2 separate regions of the Homo sapiens genome follow, and region 1 is linked to region 2. The links are chromatin loops, found by intact Hi-C in ENCODE. Cell type or tissue: dorsolateral prefrontal cortex. All regions are shown on one strand. Each heading gives the region's core, and the rest is flanking DNA. Links, peaks and the distances in the headings are about the cores only.

Region 1 (8,344 bases), core at 192-8,191, 75 kb before region 2:
TGCTAATCTCTGGATAAAGACTACCCTAGTGAAGAATCACAGAACTCTGTGCATTAACTTCTTCAAAATGGCATACTCTGTCATCTTCAGCATTCCCTTCCACATCACAGTCTTCTAAATCCTCAGGAAACAACATGTTCAGTGTAGGACTTTTCCACCCATATATTGTCTTTTGAATTGGGGAGATGACAAAAGCTTCCAGCTTCTTGGTTTTCACAGTCTTTTAAATCTTTGTAAAGTTTATGAAATTCTCATCCTTGACTTCCTCAATTTCTTCTTTCATGATCATTTCTTCTTCCTCTATACTGTGTTTCCCACTCTTGATTGCCTTTTGAACTGAGCCCTTTTTACTATTCTGTGTCTGCCCTGTTACAGGGCTGTCTAGCACTGAATCTTCTTCAACCACAGTGATCACTGAGATGCTATTATGAGATGGTCCTTCTCAGAGGCACTCATATCACATTGGATCACTTTTACAACTTTATTGGCCTGAGCCAGCTGGGAAGGCAAGGGACAGATGTTCTCAGGGCAGATAACACCATTTGCCATTATTTCTTTATTATCTATGGCATGCTTTTCATGTGCATCATACTCTTTATCCACATGACACATTTCAACTACATGGGGCTCCTCATCTTCACAGAGTTCCTCATCTTCATCACCCTTTTCAGATTTGCATAAACACAAGGCTCTATTAGATGTGGCTTCTCAGTCTAGCTCATATTACATTCAATCACTTTAGTCCAATAAAGTCAACTTTTTTGGACTGCACCAGCTGGATTGGTGAGGGACAGGGTTTCTCTGGGAGCCTGGCTTTCTCCCATCACTGAGGTGCTTCTGGGCATTGAATGGTAGGCTCAGGTCGCTTCCATGCTGAAGGGGAGTTACCTCTCCTGCTGGAACTGCTTGACATTCATAGACTTGCACACTTTTAACTTCATGCTCTTTTGGGCTTTTTACCAACTGAACCTCATCCCTGGCTTTTTTACTGAGAGGATTTGGGGGGCAGCCTTATATCTATTTTTTTTCTTAACCATGTTCATTTCTATGCCAGCACCTGACTTCAAGATCTCTTTGTCTTCTTCAACTTTAAGACACTGCCTTAAACCATAGTATCTCTTTGCTCATATTTATTTATAATGTTATCTTCATCCTCAGAAGGGTTTTAGAGCATACTCTTGCTTTTACAGTAACTCTGTGAAAGCAAAGGTGTGCTCTGAAATCCTCCTGAGGGTTTGTGCTGTGCCACTTTCCCTTGCAGGTCTTTACCGTAGGCCACATCATACAAATTGATGTTTTCCTTAAAAGTCCCATAATTTTACTGTAGGGGAATCTATTCTTTTATTCACACTTTCTCCTTCTCAGAGGTGCATTGCTTCTGAAAGGTGTGTTTCTATATGAAGGGTTATTAGAAGGGCTCTTACCATGTCATCTCCTCTTATGAGTAACATAAAATAAAGCCTATCTCTTTTGTCAGGAATGTTGTCAGCTTCTGTGTAAATAGCAGTAGTGAGGAAACTGGCCATACCAGCTATGTTATGGCTATTGACTTCTGCAGGGATGTTTTGTTTTTCACATGTGTTTTCAGCCTGCTTAAAATCAGATTGAGTCTTTTTGATTTTCTTTCTTTCTCCAAAGGCATTTTAGTGCTGGAACTGTGCTGTATGATAAGACACTGGGAACATGGTTAGGTGTGGTAGGAAATGGAGATTGTGGCACTAGAAAGGCAGAATACTTTCTGAGTGCAAATAAATATAGAACACAGACTTAAATTTATTAAACCTGCCCCAGTAACATGGAGATGATCATAGATGGGATTCTGGTACCACAGACCCAGGAAAGGATGGGCCATAGCCTGTATTTAATAGGGTCTGGGGTTGCTGCCTACAATATTGTGCACTGCTTTTTGAATAGTAGTTCATTTTCTAGTTCATTCCTGCATGACGAAAACCTACAGCTCCTCCCCCATCCCCTCCACTCCACCCATATTCTGCATTTCTAATAAGCTCCTAGATGAGGCTGACACTGCCTGTCCATGGACCACACTTTGAATAGCAAACTCCTAAGGAAGATAGCAAGGACTTTAAGGATTTCAATTGGAGCAGAAAATATTATAAACATATATCTAGCATTCTAGAAAGAATGTTGTGGTTTTAGAATAGAAGATTAACTGGAGAGGGGCAAGATTGGAAGCAGGAAAAAATTTAGCTGACTATTTTAGTAAACTTGGTTAGATATGACAGAGATTTCAGCTACTAGATTGCACTGGGCATGGAGAAAACTGAACAGATTCAAATATACTTGGAAGTAAAACTTAGAATCTTAGAGAACTTTGGAAGCGAGAGCAAGAACAGAAGAATAGAGACAGATTCTTAGGTATCTGGCTTGGTCAAATTTAATGCTACTCAAGGTGAGACAGCAGATCTGTGGAACGATTTAAAAATAGGCATTATATAATCAGATGTTATTTTCTTCACTCAATTAGAAATACCTATGTATCATCTCTGAATTCAGATACCTGTCATATAATCAGCAGAGAAATGAAAAAAGATACTTTTCCCTTCTTTGTACAAATGGAGAGATTTTTTTTCTTGCATTGTAGTACTTTGGACCAAATAATTAAATTAACTCCCTTGAGTTTGATGTGATGCACACCCAGGGAACTACTCTCATCCAGGACTCCCAGGGCACCGCTCCCACCCAGATAGGGAAGCAGTTTGATGTCCGAGTGAACACAGCCTGGTTTCAAAGTATATTGTACTCTATTGCCACTTTACTTAGAGCAGTTCAGTGGAGTCCTTCAGTCAACTGGAAAAAATAATCAGTTTACCTGCCCTGTGAAACTCTCAGTTTTAGCTTTGCTATTTTATCATGGTTTACATTCTCTCATAGGTAAAATCTAGTTAGACTAAAGGACATCTTTAAAATTGTACAACAGTGGCCAGAGATGTCTAGCCTTATAAAGAGATGATGAGGATTTTTAATGACCATGTGAAGGCATATCTATGAAACAAAAAAATTTTCAGCACTAAGTGGCATAGTCAATTCCAGCCTAACTGCCTCAGACCTGAGCAGCCTGTTCCTGAGGGCCTGCCTATTTCCCACATGGAAGGCTTAGCTCTCCATGTGCTATTAAGTGCTGGTGAGTCTGAGGACAAAGGAGTGGGAAGTAGAATTCACAGAGTTTGTGTATTCTCGTCCTTTATTTTTACTGAGTTGCAGATGGTTTCACTCACCAGAAGGATCTTTTATGTTGCCAGCATTGGCTTTACAAGTTAAAGATGGGATAGAGAATAGGTCAGCAAGACACCTTAATTGCTTCATCTTTTTCCTCAGGTCAGCCTGTTCTGAATCAGACTCCATTCCCTTCTAACATAACTCATTTACGCACCCAACACTCTCCCAAGTAAGGCTAATCTTTTACTGGTTTTTCTTCTTACAACTGTGGGACACTGGATTTCAGCATCTGGAGGCTGTTAACTATTGGAATTATAGCCAGGAATATCTTACAGTTTCTAGTGGTTGTTATCTTTCTGCTCTGACATTGTTCAATTAGACTCAGAGTGGATAAAGGATTATGAGAAAACATGTAGTGTGAAAATGCCTTAATTCTTATGTTCCCAAATCACTGATGTTGGCAATTGTTTTTCCCTTTATTTTAATTTTTTTTAATAACTCTTTCACCATACAGGGATGCTAGATTGAAAGTGCAACATTGCTGAGTCAATAAAACAGTTTTTTTTCCAATTATCTCATCTGTGAAAATTCAGTTATCATAAATGTATTTGTCTTCTATAGATTAATTTTATGGATATTCAAAAAATGTTTTTATTTGGAAAGAGTATGCCCAGAATGGAAAGTTCTTAGACAATATATAGTGATTGGATTCTGCTACAATACATGCATTTTTCTCACAAAGAACTGAATTTTGGAAGAGTTCTTTGATCAAACTCATAGAGCCAACTAAGGGTAGAGCCAAGACAAATTGTTTAAGTCAGAATTTTGTAACTTTCCTTATTATGAGAAAAACTTGGGGTTCTCATTAAAAAGAACTTTTTTTTTTTTCTGACTCCACGTCCACAGTGAGAGAATGTTCAGGAGAGAAAATCAGAAATCTACATTTGAAAAGTATCCCACTAACAGGTAGGTGATTCTTATGTGCACGCAAGTTTCAGGATTAATGGTTGATTTAAAAATCAGTAAAATGCATTCCAAGATATATACATTCTAGAAAGCAGACAAAATTAATTACAATTTCTTGAGAGGAGATATAAATGTTTGGACACTTAATCTGGCAAGATTAATTTGGCTACTTCATAAAGGTGTCTAAGCAGATACAATAAGCACAGTAGGAATGACAATTAGATAATGCAGTGGGTAAGTGTAGTTGTAATAAATTTTATTTCTTGTCTTATTTATTTATATTTGCTATTTTGGAATTTACTATAATGTGTATTGTTGGAAAACTTACCAGCAGGTGGTAGCACTGTTTAACAAATATACCCCAGATCACAAAGCAAGCCATTGTGAATAATTTATTGGCTACTAGAGCAGTAACATTCAAATATGTCAGAATATTGGATTGGGATTCAGAAAGCCTGACTCCTGGTCCCAGCTGTATTACTTACTGGCCCAATCACTTTGGAAAGATAATTTAATCTTAGTGTTTAGATAACATTGTAAGTAAAATTGGGATAATAACTCTCTTGGCTTTTGTTGTTTAGGGTAGAAAAAGAAAATGATTTTGAAATCATGGGAGGGGTAGAATGCTAGGTAAATGCAAGCTATCATCTCTCCTTTTTCCCCCGCTACGTTTCTTGTTATTCAGGCATATATTTTAAAATGTGACCCTATTAGCAGTAAAGGTGGCCATCACAGTGGAACTTAAAAGGACAGCACTCATAAATGTCAAATGACTTCCTGTTGCTCATGTGTTCAACTAATTTTTGACTTTTTTTTCAGTTTTGTTTTTTTCCCATGTATTCTAAGATACCAAAACTTCGCATTTGTGGGGTCTGAGGAAAAGTAGTTCCAGCCTCTGAATGCATTTTCATACGCAAACATTGCTTGTCTAACCTGTGCACATTCGTGAATTAAAGAGGAAAACTCCAAGAGAACCCAAATGGTAACTTCAAGGTGTTTTTACAGAAAAAAATAGCATCTATGTGCAGTAGCACATTTAAAATACAAAGAGCATAGTGAACTATTAGTTTACCTTTACTGAATCTTTGTTGTGTACAGAGAAGTATACAACCACTTAGAAGATTCAAAGATATAGAACCCAGGGGCTCCTAAAAATGAAAAACTTTTCATTCTTTGCTGTATTTTCATATTTCATTCAGTAGATATTTATTGATAATGTTCAATACTCCAGGGACTTTGCTAGGTGCTGGGGATATAGGCTATGTAAGACATGCATAATTCTCAAAGTTGCAATTTTTCAGATCATCTATAAAAGCAAACAGATGTGGTATATAAGGCTAAAAATAAGAACCACGAATATCACTGGGTGACTATTTCAATTAAAGCCAACCTGGAGAAAGTTAACATGTGAGATGTGAATGGAAAGAAGAGAGATTCTAGTGGAGGATATGGTACCCACAGAGTGAGATGTATGATGTGGAGACAGTACAGCTTAATAGTTAAGAGTATGGGCTTTGGAGTCAAAATGATCTGGAATAAAGTAGTAACTCTGCTACTTGTAAATTGCATAATCTTTGGCAAGTTACTCTGATTTTTTTGTTTCTTAGTTTCCTCATCTGTAAAATGGATATGATAGTAGTTTCTATTTTATAGTTATTCTAAGAACTAAATCTGACAATTAGTGCACAGTAAATTCTAAATGTGGAAAAGCAAACAAATTTTCTTGAAACATAAGATATATAGAGAAGTTTTTATAAGGCACTGAATGTTAAACACGGAGGTTTGAATTTATTATAGCAGAAAATGGGAAGTATAGATGTTTACATAGAATAGAGGTGTCAGTGAAAAGATATTTAAAGGTGTTATAGCAGTTGTATAAAGGGTGTTTTAGAACAGACGGTGGATAAGGGTACGAAAAGGAGGGTCATCTTAAGAGTACAGATATGAGGAAATGTGAGCTTATACTTGGGTAAGGGATTTGGAAAGACTTGATGATGAATTGGATAGGAGATCAAGAGGGAGACAGGATTAAAAATTTATTCCAATAATGTGAGCCTGGGGAATTAAAGGGGATGGTTGTATCTTTGGCAAAAATAAGAAGCAGTGTTTTATATGTGTGAAGAAAGCAAATATATTTATTCTCATGAGAAAGAGCCAGTAAAAGACACAAAGCACCAGGCAGAAGAGTCCAAAATCAAGACTGGATATTTCAGTTGAGAATAATCTGCCGAGTTTCAACATGGTCATTGAAACCAGCTGCTATTGCGTGTTTGAAGGTAATAGGGGAAAAATGGGAAAAAAAATCACATAAGTATATTCCAAGAAAGAATATCCTTGGGGCTGACAGAACATTTGAGAGAGTGATAAACTTACAAGCTTAATTCTGTTTTCATGAACTTGGAAGAGCAACTTCCTCTTGCTGTGCAGGGTTTTTCCCACATTCTTAAAGTCCCATCCTCCTTTAACAATGTCCTGTGTTGAAATGAATGAAAATTTCTGATGCTAACACATAACTAATTTCTGGCTGAGGTCACGTATAGTAATGTAAAATACCAGGTACCTCATATTCTATTAAAGTAGGTTTGTCACGTAAAGAGAACAGAACTTCTTTCAGGAATAAGTTGGCCACCCATGAAACATGCGAAAACATGGGACAATAAAATTCCTGTCAGAGTCTCTGGGAAGATTTCCCTGAGATTCCATTCCCACAATTGTGTCAGGAAACTACTTCAATATTGTAATGATATGTCACACTTCTATTAGCATGCTTACCACATTGTGTTGATACTATCTTTTGAGATGGGGCTGTGAAACTGACTAAATGCTAAGGGGCCTAAAGACAATGGAAGTTACTTTTTATTTTTTTTGAAAAATTTGTTCTTTTTATTTTTTATTTATTTATTTATTTTTGAGATGGAGTCTCGCTCTGTTGCCCAGGCTGGAGTGCAGTGGCATGATCTTGGCTCGCTGCCACCTTCGCCTCCTGGGTTCAAGCGATTCTCCTGCCTCAGCCTCCTGAGTACCTGAGATTACAGGCACACGCCACCATGCCTGGCTAATTTTTCATTTTTGGTAGCGACAGGGTTTCACCATGTTGGCCAGGCTGGTCTTGGACTCCTGACTTGAAGTGATCTGCCCGTCTCAGCCTCCCAAAGTGCTGGGACTGCAGGCATGAGCCACCATGCCAGCCAAAGAAGTTATTTTTAAAATAGCATTATTGAGTTCTAATTTACATTCAAATATCACCAATTTTGACAAATATGCAGGCTAGTAACTGCTATCATAATAATGATGTAGAACATTTCTATGACTAAAAAGTCATCTAGTGTGCCCCTTGGCAGTCAATCCCTACTCCCCAACTCTGGCCCCTAGCAATCCTTATTCTATTTTCTGTTCCTGCGGTTACAACTTTTCTAGAGTTTCAGATAAGACACATCTATGTTGAATGTATTAGTAGTTTGTTACTTTTTCCTTTATTGATTAAGCTGTATACTTTATTTGTAATTCATTAGTTTTTGCTAAATTCATTTGCCCAGGATCCAATACAGGATATCACATTATATTTAGTTGCTATGTCTTTTTATATTACTCCAGGCTATGACTGTTTCTCAATTTTTTTTTTATGACATTGACAGGAGGCATACTGGTCAAGTATTTTGGAGAAGGTCCTTCATTTTGTTTTCCTGATGATTTTCATATGGTTACACTGGGGATAAGGATTTTTTTTAGAATACAATCACAGAGATAAGGTACCATTCTCAACCTTGCTTATAAAGGGAAGATCCCTATCAATGTGAATTCCCACTGATGGTGTTTACCTGATTGCCTGGCTAAGAGTGTTTGTCAGTTTTTGCCACTGAAAAGTCACATTTTCCCCCATTTCTACATTGTACTTTAGAAGCAAGTCACTAAGTGTAGCCCATATTTAAGGGTGGGGAATTATATCTCTTTTAAAAAGGAAGTATGAAAGGAAAATAAATCTCAAAACCCCAAAATCAGTAAGCCAAAGGGAAAAGTCAAGCTGGGAACTGTGTCAGGCAAACCTACCTCCCATTTTATTACTAAATAAGATAGCTACAATGATTAAAAAAAAGCTCCCTCACAATTTGCCCATGGGATATTCCTTGTGGAAAAAGGACAGAGAACTCAGTTATCCCTCTGCTCCCCTGAGACAAATGCATCTCTGATTGCTTCCTCTGCC
Region 2 (8,344 bases), core at 270-8,269:
CCTTATGGCCTCTCAGTGGCAGAAAATATCTTCCATATTGGGACACTAAAAAGAAATCACATCTTTCAAGTTTGAGCAGGTAGAATCCTGGAAGTTATTCCTATTCCCAATCCTACTCTTTGAAGGATATACTCCAATTGCTCTAAGAAGTAATATATTCTGATTACTCAAAGATTTTTGACAAAAATATTTATTCATTCAATATATGTTTGTTGTGTCCCTGCTATGTGCCACAAACTCTCCTATGCGTTTGGAATACAGCAATAAACAAGACAAAGAGCCTACTTTCAGGAAGCTTTAATTCTAGAATAATTGTAGTCTTTCATATACTCAGGGACTAGAACTCTTTTCCTAGCTGAGGTTTCTTAGATAAATGATAATATCTATCAATTAAAAATAACTTCTCAAAAAGGCATTATACATTCCTTCTATATTTTACTTCATTATCTCGATATTTATTTTTAGAAGGGCAATATAAATTCTTCTGTATTTTACTCCACTATCTCAATATTTATTTTAGAAATTTTTTAAGTCCAGCCAATTTCATTTATTCTATTCCTAAGAATTGGAGAATTGCTAGTTCATGACCCCTATTAAAAATGATCCTTAAACTGGTAATTTCATAAAAATACATATTGTGATTCAATATATCTGGCATGGGGCCCAAGATTATCCTGCATTTGTAGCCACCTACCAGGTAATGCTGATGCCTTTGGTCTATGGACCACCCTGAATAGCAAGCCTCTGTATGACAATGTAAATTAAACATGCTTTAGTCCTCCCTATGACTCAATTATGCAAGTCTTTAGACTTTATTAATTTTATCCTTCACAGTAAAAATTGTCAAATGTGACTTTCTAAGACAGGTGGGGATTATTATTTATAATGTCCCACCCCACAAAGAAGGGGCTAAAAAAATCTTTAAAGATTTGATCATTAATTGTATCATTCAACACACTTATGGTATAGTGAATAGGAGATATGTAATAGTAACTGAGAGTTGGAAATTTAGAATCAGGAAATTCCTTATTATTTATGTAATAGGAAGAAAGTTACTCTCTCTAAGCCTGTTTATCTGTAAAGTAGGGATGACTAACATCACTTGACACATAGGGTTGTTATGAAGATTATGAGATGATGCTCACATAACTCCTGGCACATATTGTGTACTCAATGCTAGCTCTCTAATTATTACCATGCGCAAGGGCTATAGAAGGATAAAAAAAATGAAGACTTTCATTCTATGCTCACAGAAGATACTATCTGGCATGGAGATAAGATTTACATGTTAGTAACAAATTCAAACTGGAAAGATTGGTAAAGAAGAACAAATAAAGTGCAGTGGGAGAAGAGGAAGTGATTGGTTCGCTTTGGGATCATTACAGTTGCACCCTTCTTGAAAGCTCACTATGCATCTGTCTCTCAGTGTTCTAGTACTTTACATGTATTAACTCATTTAATCCTCACTATAGACCTGTGATAGGTTGAAATTTTAATAGTCATTTAATAGAAGAAGAAACTGTAGTAGAGATAATTTATCCATGACTAGAAAGTAGTTGGGCTAGGTGTCAAATTCAGTCTGACTCCAGAGTCTTCCTCCTAACCACTGTACTGTTCTGGTCTAAAAAGACATAAAACTGGAGGTAATTTCTGAAATGACTCTTAGTAACCAGGCAGATGAAGATTAGGGCAGGGAAAGGAGATGATTAAGAAAGGAATTACAGGTACCAGAAATGGCATGGGCAAAGGCAGAGGGACTGGAAAATGTGGAGCAAGTAGAAAGAGGGGAGTATTTGGATTTACTAGAGCGTATGTTAATAGGAGAATTGAAAGAATGGACCAAATAACTTGTATTTTCTAAGATTTTATGAATATGATTTTATCAGTCATGGAGAGTAGTTTTAGGACTTCTTAGATTCTCACTGATGGTGTTCTTTAGAAAAGACAACCTCACTGAAAAAGACCATAAAACCTCAGCAATTGGCATATCTTTAGGAGAAATGTGTTCCCTAAGGATATGAAAGACCTGCATTGTTCTAAGTTAGATTTGGGTGAAATGTGTGTTGTTTTCCTTTCCAGAACTGAAGAATGGTTTATTCATCCACATACAATTTCATTATCTAATGCTGTTGTAAGAGGAAAAAATATTTGCCAAAAATTCAGCAGCTGTTTTCTTTGCTTCACCATTGGAAGTATTTGTTCTCTCCCTCAGCAGCTAGAGATTTGCTTCCATAGGCTCTGTTCAGTCTGTCTGGTTTATTATCCTGGAAATTCAGAGACTAGAAGAAGCATGGCTGACCAATTGCTTCCCTGCTTTCCCACTCCTGAAACTCTCTCTACCCCTACTCACTCAGAGGGTATACAAACTTGATTCTAAAGGCTTACATATGTGTCCAGCTCCAGAATTTAATATCAACAATATTGGAAGAGCAGTTTATACTTTCTGAGTCTATTGCAATGTAGGAAAAATGCTTTTCAAACATATCAGCCTGTGTTTTACATTTCTTAGAACATTTTTTGTGGTTTTAGTAGCTATTTTGTTTCTGATATTGATTGTCCTTTTCTTTTTCTTTTATAGATGTTGTTATGTCCTAGAAAAATTGATGACAAAAATCCTGGGCTAGTCTAGCTTTATATGGTAAAGTCAAGTCTCTGAGAGTTTATCATTAAAACATTTTGTCTTACAAAACTTGAATCTGGACGTTTTTTTCTTACTGGTATTGTTTCGACATCATGTCTATTTATGTAAGTAGCTTTCTCTGCCAAACATAGAAAAGAGACATATCTTGGAACTCAATTAAGAAGAACACTGAATTGAAGGAGTTTTGTTCACCCCTTCTCCCCATTTTTAGCCATTTCCTACTTTAGGGGAAAAACAGCAAATAAGTGATACAAGCTAAAAATATCCACTGTGTTTTGATATGACCGTGTAGTAAGGTGAATAATGACTCCCAAATATGTTCACATTCTAGTCTCCAGAATCTGTAAATACATTACCTTTTGTGATAAGAAAGACTTTGCAGATGTAATCAAATTGGGGATCTTGAGATAGGAAGATTGGGTCTTTGTAAGAGGGAAACAGGAGAGTTAAAGTGAGAGAGGGAGACGTGATGACAGAAGCGGAGATTGGAGTGATGTGGGGCGACAAACCAAGAAATGAGGGCAGCCTTTAGAAGCTGGAAAAGTCAAGGAAATGTATTCTCCCTCAGAGCCTCTATAAGGAATGCAGCCCTGCTGATACCTTGTGTGAGTGGTGGGAGGTCGGGGCAGGAGTGGGATACAGAACTGCATCTTTCTACAGAATCATCCCTGAAATATCTGTAAAACGAGTAAAAGCTCTAAGCATAGAAGTCGACTTTGGTTGAACTAGACTGAAAAACAAGGCCAATAAAAAGCAACAACAAAATTTTCACCTTCCAAGTAGTGTTACTTCAAAGTATTTGAAAAAAAGTTTGTGTATTTTTGGAAAAAAGCCTTTAAGACTGTTCTATCCTGTGCACGATTTTCTTTGGTTTCTTCTAGTGTTATTTGCAGATTCCTCCTTTTCACGTTTATGTTCTCTAATCGTTCTACTTTATTTTCAGCAGAAGAATATTCTCAAAGTGGTTTTGTTAGTATTGTTGCAGTTGTGAGGCACAAGAGTGACAGTCCCTTCTTCCTTCTGAGAATCAGTTAAATCTCATGTCATAGTGGAAACCCACTGTTAAAGTAGTCTTACAAATTTTCCTTAAAAGCTTACGTGCAGTGCTTAAAAAGGCTAGTCACTTTCAATCTTGGAATTGCTAGGCATCAAATTTCTTGATGAGGTCCATTCAGTCTTCTAATAAGGCAACAGCTGTTTTAGAAGATTTCTTTGTACTTTATCATAAAAATACTGCTTATTATAAAATTATTGCTTAATTAAATTCTTTGCTGACACTAATACAAAATCAGAAAACAACAAAAATGCTATGTCCTTGGTATGAACATACATATGTGTATGTGTGTGTGTGTGTCTGTGTGTGTGTGTGTATATATATATATATGGAACATTTTTGCTGTTTTGCTTAGGATGGTAGAACCTGTTAAGGGTAATTTTATTCAAATACTCAAAGTTCAGTAAAGCTTTACATCTCTCACTCTTAACCAGGCTCTGGTACTAACCTTCCAAAAATGAAAAAAGGCCTTATCTTTTCCATGTTCATGGAGATGGAGACATTCTAATACTGAGTAACCTTGGTGAGAAAGGCTTTGTGTAGTAGAGGATGAAATGAGTTTCAAAGCTCTCCTCTCCTTCAGAAGAGGGCTGTTTTCTTCCACCAATGTGGCTAATAGGTGACTGTTCCGTTGAGTGATTATATGCCAGTGTTCCATTATTGGAAAACTAAGCATGTGGGAGTTATTTATATCCTACTGCTCAAGGTTATTGCCAAGGTCTGATTTTTGATACGTCTACAATTCAAAAAATTGCAGCCTCCAGCATAAATGGGTTAAATAGCCGTCTTAAAAATTCTATCTATAATGCCTATAATCTCAGCACTTTGGGAAACCGAGGTGGCAGATCACAAGGTCAAGAGATCGAGACCATCCTGGCCAACATGGTGAAACCCCGTCTCTACTAAAAATACAAAAATTACCTGGCTGTGGTGGTGTGCACCTGTAATCCTAGCTACTCCGGAGGCTGAGGCAGGAGAATCACTTGAACCTGGGAGTTGGAGATTGTAGTGAGCAGAGATTGTGCCACTGCACTCCAGCCTGGTGACAGAGCAAGACTGTCTCAAAGAAAAATTATATCTATATATTTAGATTTCAAAATGTTATTGGAATTATATTAGATGTGTCTTCCTGTATCATATTTTTAGAAGGTGAGGATCTATTTCCATCATCTGTACATACCTGTCTTTTAAAAGGAATTTGGTTTATACTGATGAAATCTTCAGATAATATTTGACTATATTATTTGCTTTATGTGAGGATAATTTGTATCTTGTAGAATTTTAAATGTAAGTTATTCAGTGTGACATGTAATTATGTTTCATATAGAATTAAATTAAGAATATATATAGAATTAAAGGATTTGATTATTGTCAACAGTGAAGTTTTGAAATTTCAAAACCTCATATAGAAAGTAACTTGATCTCAACTTGATATTTAAAGAAATTGGAAATTAGATAAGCTACAAACTTGTTTTTCATATTGTGACAAAACTATTCTAATAAGGTTAGATGCTGGAAGAGGAGAAAGGAAAATAGACATAAAAATTGGCAGAATTATAGCTGTCATGATACTGGTGTGTTAAATTTTAATATAAGTGGATATTAGTTTCCTATTGCTACTATAACAAATTACCATGAAGTTAGTGGCTTAAAATTACATTCATTTATTATCATGTAATTCTTTAGGTAACAAGTTCAACATGGGTCTCACTGTGCTGAAATGAGGATGTAAGCAAGGCTGTGTTTTTCTTTTGGAGGCTCTAGGAGAGAATCGATCTGCTTGCCTGTTCCAGCTTCTAGAGGCTGCCTACATTCTTGACTTGTGGTCCCTTCCTACATCTTCAAAGCCGGCAACATTGCATTTCTGTGACCCTTACTCCAGTTATACTTCTCGCTGACCATAGCCAAGAGAGGTTCTCAGCTTTTAGAAACTTGTAAGGCAAACTCCTGAATAGATAGTATTTATTTCAATATTTTTTTGAAAGAAACTTCATTTTCAAGAATTAAAGTTCAAATAACTCAGTGTAGCTGATGTTCTAGGAGGCTTCAGAGTTAGCACTCATTCAAAAGAGGATTGACTTCCCAGTCTTGAAGCAAAAAATTTTACCTGTGGTGCTTAAAAATAAGTTTTAATCAATGAGAACACAGGGAGGGGAAAATCTTACACCAGGGCCTGTCAGGGTAGGAGGCAAGGGGACGGAGAGCATTAGGACAAATACCTAATGCATGCGGGGCTTAAAACCTAGATGATGGGTTGATAGGTGCAGCAAACCACAATGATGTGTGTATACCTATGTAACAAATCTGCATGTTCTGCACATGTATCCCAGAACTTAAAACTTACTTTTTAAATTTTACTTTAATAACAGACAACTTAGTTTCCTTTAAGAAAGTTTGCTAGACTCTTCTGGCTTACAACAAATGTAAATAAAACCATACCGCTTCCAGTGTTTACCAGATTTGCAGTTTTTTCAGTGCTATGAACAGTTCTTTGTTTCCTCATTTTTACCTTCAACTTCTGATTTTTCTCCAAAGTCTGTAGAAATCAATTCTTGCAGACTATGAATCAGTCTTTGTTATCAGCTAGATGATGGGAAGATGAGGAGTTCATCACCCTGTAGTGCTACAGGTTTTTTGCTTTACTGCAGGAAGAAGAAAGCAGACGCAGGTCGAGGAAAGCAGGCAAGCAAGCAGATTGGCTTAAAAGCAGGGCGAGTTAGATTTCAGAAATGACAACAGCTCCGTTAATGTAAACAGCAAAATTTAGCTTTCGTTGACAATTTAAAGTTTAATGAAAAACAGTCACGAGGAGAGAAATCTGAAAAGAGGCCAGGACCGAGAATAGGCTTAGACCACTGTGTGAGTAAGAACCTGGAAACAACAATGGACGACACATTCGATGACACATTTAGGCAATTTTCTTAAAAAAACAAGTAAACCAGGAGAGACAGAACACAGCAAAATGTGTGTATATGTTATGGATGGTGCTCTAAAAAGAAAAGAAAGATAAAACTGCTGAAAACTCTCACTTTAAAGATTTGTGTACATTTTTCCTAGCTGCACTGTTTCTTGTATACAGGAAGATTGGGTTGAATGAATAGCACATACAGGCAATATAGATGCCTTATAAGCAATTTAAAATTTTATTTGCTCAGCATATTAACCTTTCATAAACTTCTCATACACTTTAGGCAGGGCTGTAGATCATGTCACCATATTGTAGGGCAACCGACGGTCCCAGTTTGTATAGCACTTACAGGGTTCTCAGAGTACAAGATTTTCTGTTTTGAAACTGGACAGTCCTGAGTAAACCCTCCTGGTTAAAGATGGTTCCTGGGAGGCAGAACTTTCAGTGCTAAAACCAGAAAAGTCCTAAGCAAACTGGGACAAATTGGTTACCATACGATGTCCGTTAGGTTGAAGTACACTCTAGGAGTTTTGCTGAAGCTATTGGGAAAGAGCTGTTTTATAGTAGGGTCAGTAGATTTTTTGCCACCTGGTAAAAAACTGTATCTTTCAAATTAACCAAAAGAGTGGTAAACACTACCACTACCCTCTGTTTTTGTATTGTTTATTTTTAATTTTTATGGGTATATAGTAGGTGTCTATATGAGTTACATGATATTTTGATACAGGCATGAAATATGTAATAATCACATTAGGGTAAATAGGGTATCAATCTGCTCAAACATTCATTCTTTGTATTTAAAACAATCCAATTATACTCTTCTAGTTGTTTTTACATGAACAATTAAATTATTTTTTATTATAGTTACTCTCTTGTGCTAGCAATGACTAGGTCTTACTTATTTTTTTACCATGTTTTTGTACCGCTTAACCATTCCTCCTCTACACTGACACACACCCCAAACCCAACTACTCATCCCAGCCTCTAGTAACCATTATTCAACTCTCTATCTCTGAGTTTAGTTGTTTTCATTTTTAGCTCCCTCGAATGAGTAAGAACATATGATGTTTGTCTTTCTGTACCTGGCTTATTTCACTTAACTTTGTGACCTTCAGTTCCATCCATGTTGTTGAAAATGACAGGATCTCATTCTTTTTTATGGCTGAATAGTACCTCATTGTGGATATGTACTATGTTTTCTTTATCCATTAGTCGGTTGATGGACACTGAAGTTGCTTCCAAATCTTAGCTGTTGTGAATACTGCCACAATAAACATGGGACTGCAGATATCTCTTTGATATACTGATTTCTTTTCTTTTGGGTATATACCTAGGAGTGGGATTGCTGGATCACATAGTAGCTCTGTTTTTAGTTTCCTTAGGAACCTTCAAACTGTTCTCCATAGTGGTGGTACTAACTTACTTCTCACCAATAGTGTATGAGGGTTCCTTTTCTCCATATTCTCATCAGCATTTTTTATTGACTGTTATTTGGATAAAAGCCATTTTAACTGGGATAAGATGCTACCTCATTGTAGTTTTGGTTTGCATTTTTCTAATCAATAATGTTGAGCAATTTTCATATATCTGCTTGCCATTTGTATAGACATACAAATTTGGAGAAATATCTATTCAGGTCTTTTGCCCATATTTAAATTGAATTATTAGATTTTTTTCCTATAGAATTGTTTGAGGTCCTTATATATTCTGGTTATTAATCCCTTATCAGATGAATAGTTTG

The links. A loop is a pair of places that touch in the nucleus more often than their neighbours do. Peaks named below come from ENCODE experiments on the same cell type or tissue, not always from the same donor. Only the 100,000 strongest peaks of a DNase experiment are listed, where the experiment ranks them.
Region 1: it touches region 2 in a loop (4-fold over the local background); 2 of 110 quality-filtered maps call a loop at or near these places.

The regions. Positions count from the first base shown.
Region 1 is chr5:129,168,272-129,176,615 of GRCh38, forward strand. It overlaps LOC102723654 (a long non-coding RNA gene), which reads left to right. Exons shown (of 8, transcript XR_001742463.2): 3 at 4,084-4,143. Among named protein-coding and RNA genes, the nearest start is that of MIR4633, 75 kb to the left of the region's middle. In dorsolateral prefrontal cortex, for the core only: a CTCF peak has its summit at 4,505 (motif pointing right); no DNase peak of the experiment used is centred there.
Region 2 is chr5:129,243,560-129,251,903 of GRCh38, forward strand. All of the region lies in intron 3 of LOC102723654 (a long non-coding RNA gene), which reads left to right. Among named protein-coding and RNA genes, the nearest start is that of MIR4460, 150 kb to the right of the region's middle. In dorsolateral prefrontal cortex, for the core only: no CTCF peak of the experiment used is centred there; no DNase peak of the experiment used is centred there; H3K4me3 peaks cover 430 bases; H3K27ac peaks cover 4,445 bases.